Linked DNA regions of Homo sapiens: region 2 is linked to region 1. The links are chromatin loops, found by intact Hi-C in ENCODE. Cell type or tissue: body of pancreas. All regions are shown on one strand. Each heading gives the region's core, and the rest is flanking DNA. Links, peaks and the distances in the headings are about the cores only. Region 1 overlaps PLXNA4 (plexin A4). Region 2 has its middle 230 kb from the start of PLXNA4-AS2.

The links. A loop is a pair of places that touch in the nucleus more often than their neighbours do. Peaks named below come from ENCODE experiments on the same cell type or tissue, not always from the same donor. Only the 100,000 strongest peaks of a DNase experiment are listed, where the experiment ranks them.
Region 2: a loop joins it to region 1, with 2.1 times the contacts of the local background. A loop is called at or near these places in 1 of 110 quality-filtered maps.

What each region holds. Positions count from the first base shown.
Region 1 is chr7:132,207,391-132,210,302 of GRCh38, forward strand. The region is part of intron 10 of PLXNA4 (plexin A4); the gene reads right to left. Among named protein-coding and RNA genes, the nearest start is that of PLXNA4-AS2, 52 kb to the right of the region's middle. In body of pancreas, for the core only: no CTCF peak of the experiment used is centred there; a DNase peak (open chromatin) is centred at 1,261.
Region 2 is chr7:132,028,866-132,031,777 of GRCh38, forward strand. No RefSeq gene overlaps it. Among named protein-coding and RNA genes, the nearest start is that of PLXNA4-AS2, 230 kb to the right of the region's middle. In body of pancreas, for the core only: no CTCF peak of the experiment used is centred there; a DNase peak (open chromatin) is centred at 1,356; H3K27ac peaks cover 466 bases.

The DNA.
Region 1 (2,912 bases), core at 117-2,616:
CTCACTGGCATGATTGGCAGCCTCCGAGAGCTGGTGGCCACGCACTATTATTAGCAGCACTTGACATTTTCCTAGAGCATTGGTCTAAAGTAGGCCATGAATACCCACAGTTGCTTCCCCTCCACTGCTGCCTGTGAGTCTGCCCTGTCCTCCTCCCACCAGCTCCTGGGGGCTGCAGCCATTGGCTCAAGGCCTGTCCCCGCATAATGGGGTTGGAAATGGCTCCACCACCCCAACCCAGTGTCACTCCCACACTGAATTTTCTTCTTTTTTCTCTGCTCTCCTTTGAGACCAATTTATCACCCACCTCCTTCTGCCATCACAAACTCATGGATTTCTTTGTTAGATCCCTTGTCCAAGGCTGTTTCCAATTGTTCATGGATTTAGGAAATGAAAAAATTTGTCCTTCCACACAATCCTCTTTGAGGCTGATCAGACTGTACTCCCAGGAATAACACCAAAGCTGGGGTAGAAAGTGCCCTTCGCTGCTGTTCTTTGCTCAACCTTTGATTAGGGGATGTGTTATGAAACTGGATTCAAGTTCTGAATTTGTGCCTTACTTGCTGTGTGATCTGGAGATGGTCACTTGCCCTCTCTGGGCCTTGGAGACCTCATCTGTAACAGGATTAAGTAGATACCCTCTCAGGTCTATTCTTGTCTGATGGTACCCTGTTTTCTGTAACTATGGTGGGGGTGGGTTGCCCCGATCATGACCCCAAAGATATTTGATGGAAATTGCTTGATGGTAAGAAGCAACCTGACCCAGACCAGCATTTAAACTGGGATTCCACTGCCCCCCATGAAAAGAGAGGCTCCCAGGAAATGTCAGAGCTGAGCCCTCCTGAACCATGTGATTCCAGTGTGTCCTAGTAAGCAAAGGGCTGCATTCTACTGTCTGAGGGGCACACCTTCTGTTGCCTCAGTTTCTTTCTTAGACTTTAAAATGGTAGAGAAATCACCTCTCCTACAACTAATGGTGTCAAAATTAAAAAGTCATGGAGGCAAAGTCAGCTGAGCTGCTTTGGAAGCAGTGACCTGGGGGGCACCCAGACCTGGCCCATGGTGGATGGAGAGGCTGCAGCTCTGAACTCCAGAGGGCCAGAGCGCAGCAGGAGCCCTCCTCAGGTCCTGAGTTGGGGGCAGGGCATGAGCCAGGAGCTTCAACATCAGGTTCTCTTCTTGGTGAAGGGAGCCGCAGCTTCCAGGCCTCCAGCTCCAATGCCAACAGGGGCTGGAAGTAGAAATGACCACTGTGTCCTGGGACATCAGGCTTCCAGATGTGAAATTCCCAGGGGAGGAGCTATGTCACTTGCTGATTTCTTGAGGTCCAAGGATTCAACACCCGACAGACAGACTGTGCGCACACTGGAGCCCAGCCGTTCCCTTCCTTTTCCCATGGGTGCCGACCATGGTGCCAGCTCCAGGTACCCCATGGGGACACCATGAAGGAGGAGACAGCACCCACCTGCCTGGTGCTGCGGAGACCCTGTTTGTGCTCTTGTTCCCAGGAGGCTCTGATTTCACACCCACGTTCGGGGAGTTCCCTGTGATGGCTAAGGACTCATTTGGTCAGGCAGCTCTCGGCCTGGGAAATGCTGAGGACATTTCAACACAATCTACTTCCAATTCTGGCAGTCAATAGAATGGCAGAGGGTCCCAGCGAGCTTCTTGGAAGCTAAAGTTAGTCCCCAGGGCACAAGGGATCTTCTGACCAAGAGGTTTAGAAGACTAACTCATGCTGTTGTCTGGAGTATCTTTGTCTATTAACGGAGTCAACCAAAGGCCAGGCCATGGGGCCCAGTTTTATGACACTAGTGTCCCTCTCTTGGGCACAGCCATCTGAGGCCCACAGGCTCTATCCACCCTCCTGACATCCCCAGATCCTTGGGTCAGCTTCTCTCAAGAAACAAGGCTGTTTTCCCCACAGCTTCAGATCCTCACCAGCCTTCTGCAGAGTCAAATGTGAGACCCAGATGCAGGTCTCTTTCTATAGGGAGGGTCTTGTTTTGGAGAGAATGACTTGAGCCAAACCCTTGGGGCTGATCTGCTTGAACTCAGAATTTATGGGGAAACAGGAGGTGTTTCATATCTCCTTTGCTTGCAGGTTTAATCTGGAGTGCTGCAGAAATCTGAGAAATAGCCTGGCAGCCAGGGGAGGAGGGGGATGGGCACACAGGATGCCATGGGGACAACTTCTGGGGTTTCAGAGGTTGTGAGAGCAGTGACCAGTTCTATCCCTGTAATGCTGAGTGACCTAGGGCAAGTGTGTGGGCCTCTCTGAGCTCCATTTCCCCCTGGACTACTTCCTGCAGGAAGAGTAGAGTGTCCCACGAAATCCTTTGTCTGGGACTCTCCTGGTCGCACATCACATCTCCAAATACAGACATTGCACATAAGTGCCCAGGTGCAACTAGAAGAATACATAGGAAGCAGTGTGACATAGGAGGGGTCCTCAAATCCAGACCACCTCTGCCACTCACTAGTTGTGTGACCTTGAGCAAGTCACTTACCTTCTGGCACATTTTGGGGTGCATTACACCAAAGTGAATAGAGCTCAGCTTCTGGGCCTACACTTGCACACTCAGCCCCTTCTAAGGCCTATGTATCTAAGTTGTACTTATTATATTTTGGTCTTAAAGAAGGTCTCCAAATGGTATGTCTCACCCCACAAATCTAGATCTGCCCCTGCTTCCAGGCCTCTACTTTCTCTTTTGTGCAGTGAAGAAAAACTTTAAAGTTCCTATGACTTGAAAATGTTCTGAATCTATGTGTCTAGTGTTTGTCTCTGAGCATCTGGGCACAAAGAAGGGAGCCCAGAAAGAAAGAGAGAGACCAGAGCAGTAGCTGGAAAGGCAACATGGCAGGTGCGAAGGGAAGTCAGGAAAGGTGATACACAGGTGGGGTTCACTGTG
Region 2 (2,912 bases), core at 246-2,745, 180 kb before region 1:
GTCCTGTAAACCTAGAACGAAGCTATACTGAGGGTACCTCCAACAGGTTTTGACATGAGTCCCTTTGATAAATTGGGAAACTGCTAAAAACCTCATAAACAAGGGCTCCAATCACCCTGCATCAGCCTAGTGAATGAGATTATCTTTTCCTCTCCATATAACCACCTTAGAAATAAAATAAATGAAATTGAAAGAGGAAATTGTGGCCAAGTGCTGAGGCAGGTGGAACACCTGACATCAGGAGTTCGAGACCAGCCTGACCAACATGGTGAAACCCTGTCTCTACTGAAAAATACAAAAATTAGCTGAGCATGGTGTTGGGCGCCTGTAATCCCAGCTACTCGGGAGGCTGAAGCAGGAGAATTGCTTGAACCTGGGAGGCGGAGGTTGCGGTGAGCTCAGATTGCACCATTGCACTCCAGCCTGGGCAACAGAGCAAGACTCCATCTCAAAAAAAAAAAAAAAAAAAAAAAAAAAAAAAAAAAAAAAAAAAAGGAAATCATGAAAGGAGCCCACTTCCACTCAGATAGGGTGGTGTGCAGAGGTTAGAATTCATGAGGACCATATGATGATATGCTGGTCCAGGTGACCAGGAAAGAGGTTGGAGGAAAGGCATCTCAGTCCTATTAGAGGTCTAGGGTCCTGTCCCAGTGGGAGAAATCGCAGGGCCTTTGGAGAGAAACAGCTCAGACACCAGTGCTAAATAGACCTGGCTCAAGTTCTGGCTCATTGGCCGTATGGCCCTAGGCCAGTGACTTAACACCTCTAGCCTCAGTTTCTTTATCTCTAAAGTGAGAATAATAATACTTACTCTGCTGTATAGTGTATGGATTAGAGACAACAAGGTCACCTTGCTCAACATAGAGTCAGCCCTGAACCTATTAGCAAGGTCTGAGGTTTCCAAGGGTTTTCAAGGGCATGGCTGGGAAGAAGTTGGCATTCAGCCTTCCCATCACCTAGCATCGAAAATCCTCCTTGGGAAGCCCAGGGGAGAGTTCTGGCTCAAACACTGACTCACCAAGTGGGAATAAATACTTACGAGAGTCAGGCAATCTCCCCAGATTTCTTCCCTACCCTTTGGCTCTACTCCCCTCTTTTCATAGTTGACATTTAACGATATTCTGCGGAGAGGGGCTCAGCATTTAAAAAGATTCAATGGAAGGATCCAGAAGCAGGGAACCTGGGAGAACTTTTTAGCTGATGTTAAAAGTGCAAGATGAAAAGTGCTTTCGAGCCTGAAATTGAGTAACTATTGAGATTTGCTTCTGAGCCTGTGATTTGGTGTTGGCATATTTATAGGAGACCCTGGACTATTGAAGGGTGTGCAGGCTGGGCCACTTGCCAAGAAAGCCCTGGCTCAGTTCCTTCTGGAGCCTGCCAAGTTTTTGCTGCCCTAGGTTGTAGCCTTGAAGCTGAGGGACTTTCAGAGGCCCCAAGATAGCCCTAGGAAAAGAATGTCAAAAGCAATAGCAACGACTATCTAGCAAAGCATTGTGATAAATGCATTATCTTATCTTCACAGCCATCCTATGAATTAGATAGTATGGTGGTATCTTATATTAATTAAACAGCACTGGGAAGCAGAGTGCATAATAATGAGTCCTGATTTTTACTCACTGTGTAAACTTGGCAAGTTATTACCCTCTCAAAGCCTCGGTTTCCTCACCTGAAAAATGGGGATAGATGTATCTATCTCATAAAATTATTTATTTGAGATTTTCCAGATAAAGCAGGTAGCCAATATCAAGCATATGGTATAACACTCAGTAAATATTAGGCATTGTTATCTCTATTTTATAGATGCAGACACTGAAGCTTTAATGAAGTCAGTGGTGTGCCCAAAGTCACCTAGGCAGGGAGAGCAGGAGCCAGAACTCAAACTCAAGTATGTTTGACTGTGATGCCTTTGTTCTTAATCACTGGGTATGCTGCCTGAGCTGAAAAATTTCTGCAGGAGGTTTTGCTCAGTGGGAATTATAGCAGAGGTTTGGATTATGGTCTCTTTTTAAATTCTTAAAGAAGCAAGAACATCTAGACTAGAAGCATGGAGGAGAGAGGGTGCTGGAGCAGCCAGGCTGTGCTAGGAGAGTGGCTGTCCATGAGGATGTGTTTTCAGTGTTGGGCATGGTTGTTCTCTGCTCTGGGTCATTCTAGGTGGGCAGCCACCCAGAGAGGATGTGTTGTCAGTGTACTCCCTTCATTTTGACTTGCTCCATAACCATAATCTTAGGAAAGGGTGTCAGAAAGGATTAGATTTAGTATCACTGTATTGGAATGTGGAATTTCCAGTTTCAGGTGAAAGAGGCTATACCGGAAGGAGGTACTTTTTCTCTGTCCATCAGCCTGCCTCGCTCTTTCTCCTTTCCCTCTTCTACTGTCTCTCTCTTTCTCTCTCTCCCTGCCTCTTATTCTTGCTGTTTCTCAGAATGCCTATGAAAAAAAACAGCTAGTCCACAGCCTGGTGTCTTAGATGCCAATTCTTGGAGCAGTGGATTGCAACTAGATCTGTGCTTCTCAAACTCTCTTGGATGATGGGACAGAGTTTTTCTTTTCTTTTTTTTTTATTACTATTATACTTTAAGTTTTAGGGTACATGTGCACAATGTGCAGGTTAGTTACATATGTATACATGTGCCATGCTGGTGTGCTGCACCCATTAACTCATCAATTAGCATTAGGTATATCTCCTAAAGCTATCCCTCCCCCCTCCCCCCACCCCACAACAGTCCCCAGAGTGTGATGTTCCCCTTCCTGTGTCCATGTGTTCTCATTGTTCAATTCCTACCTATGAGTGAGAATATGTGGTGTTTGGTTTTTTGTCCTTCTGATAGTTTACTGAGAATGATGATTTCCAATTTCATCCATGTCCCTACAAAGGACATGAACTCATCATTTTTTATGGCTGCATAGTA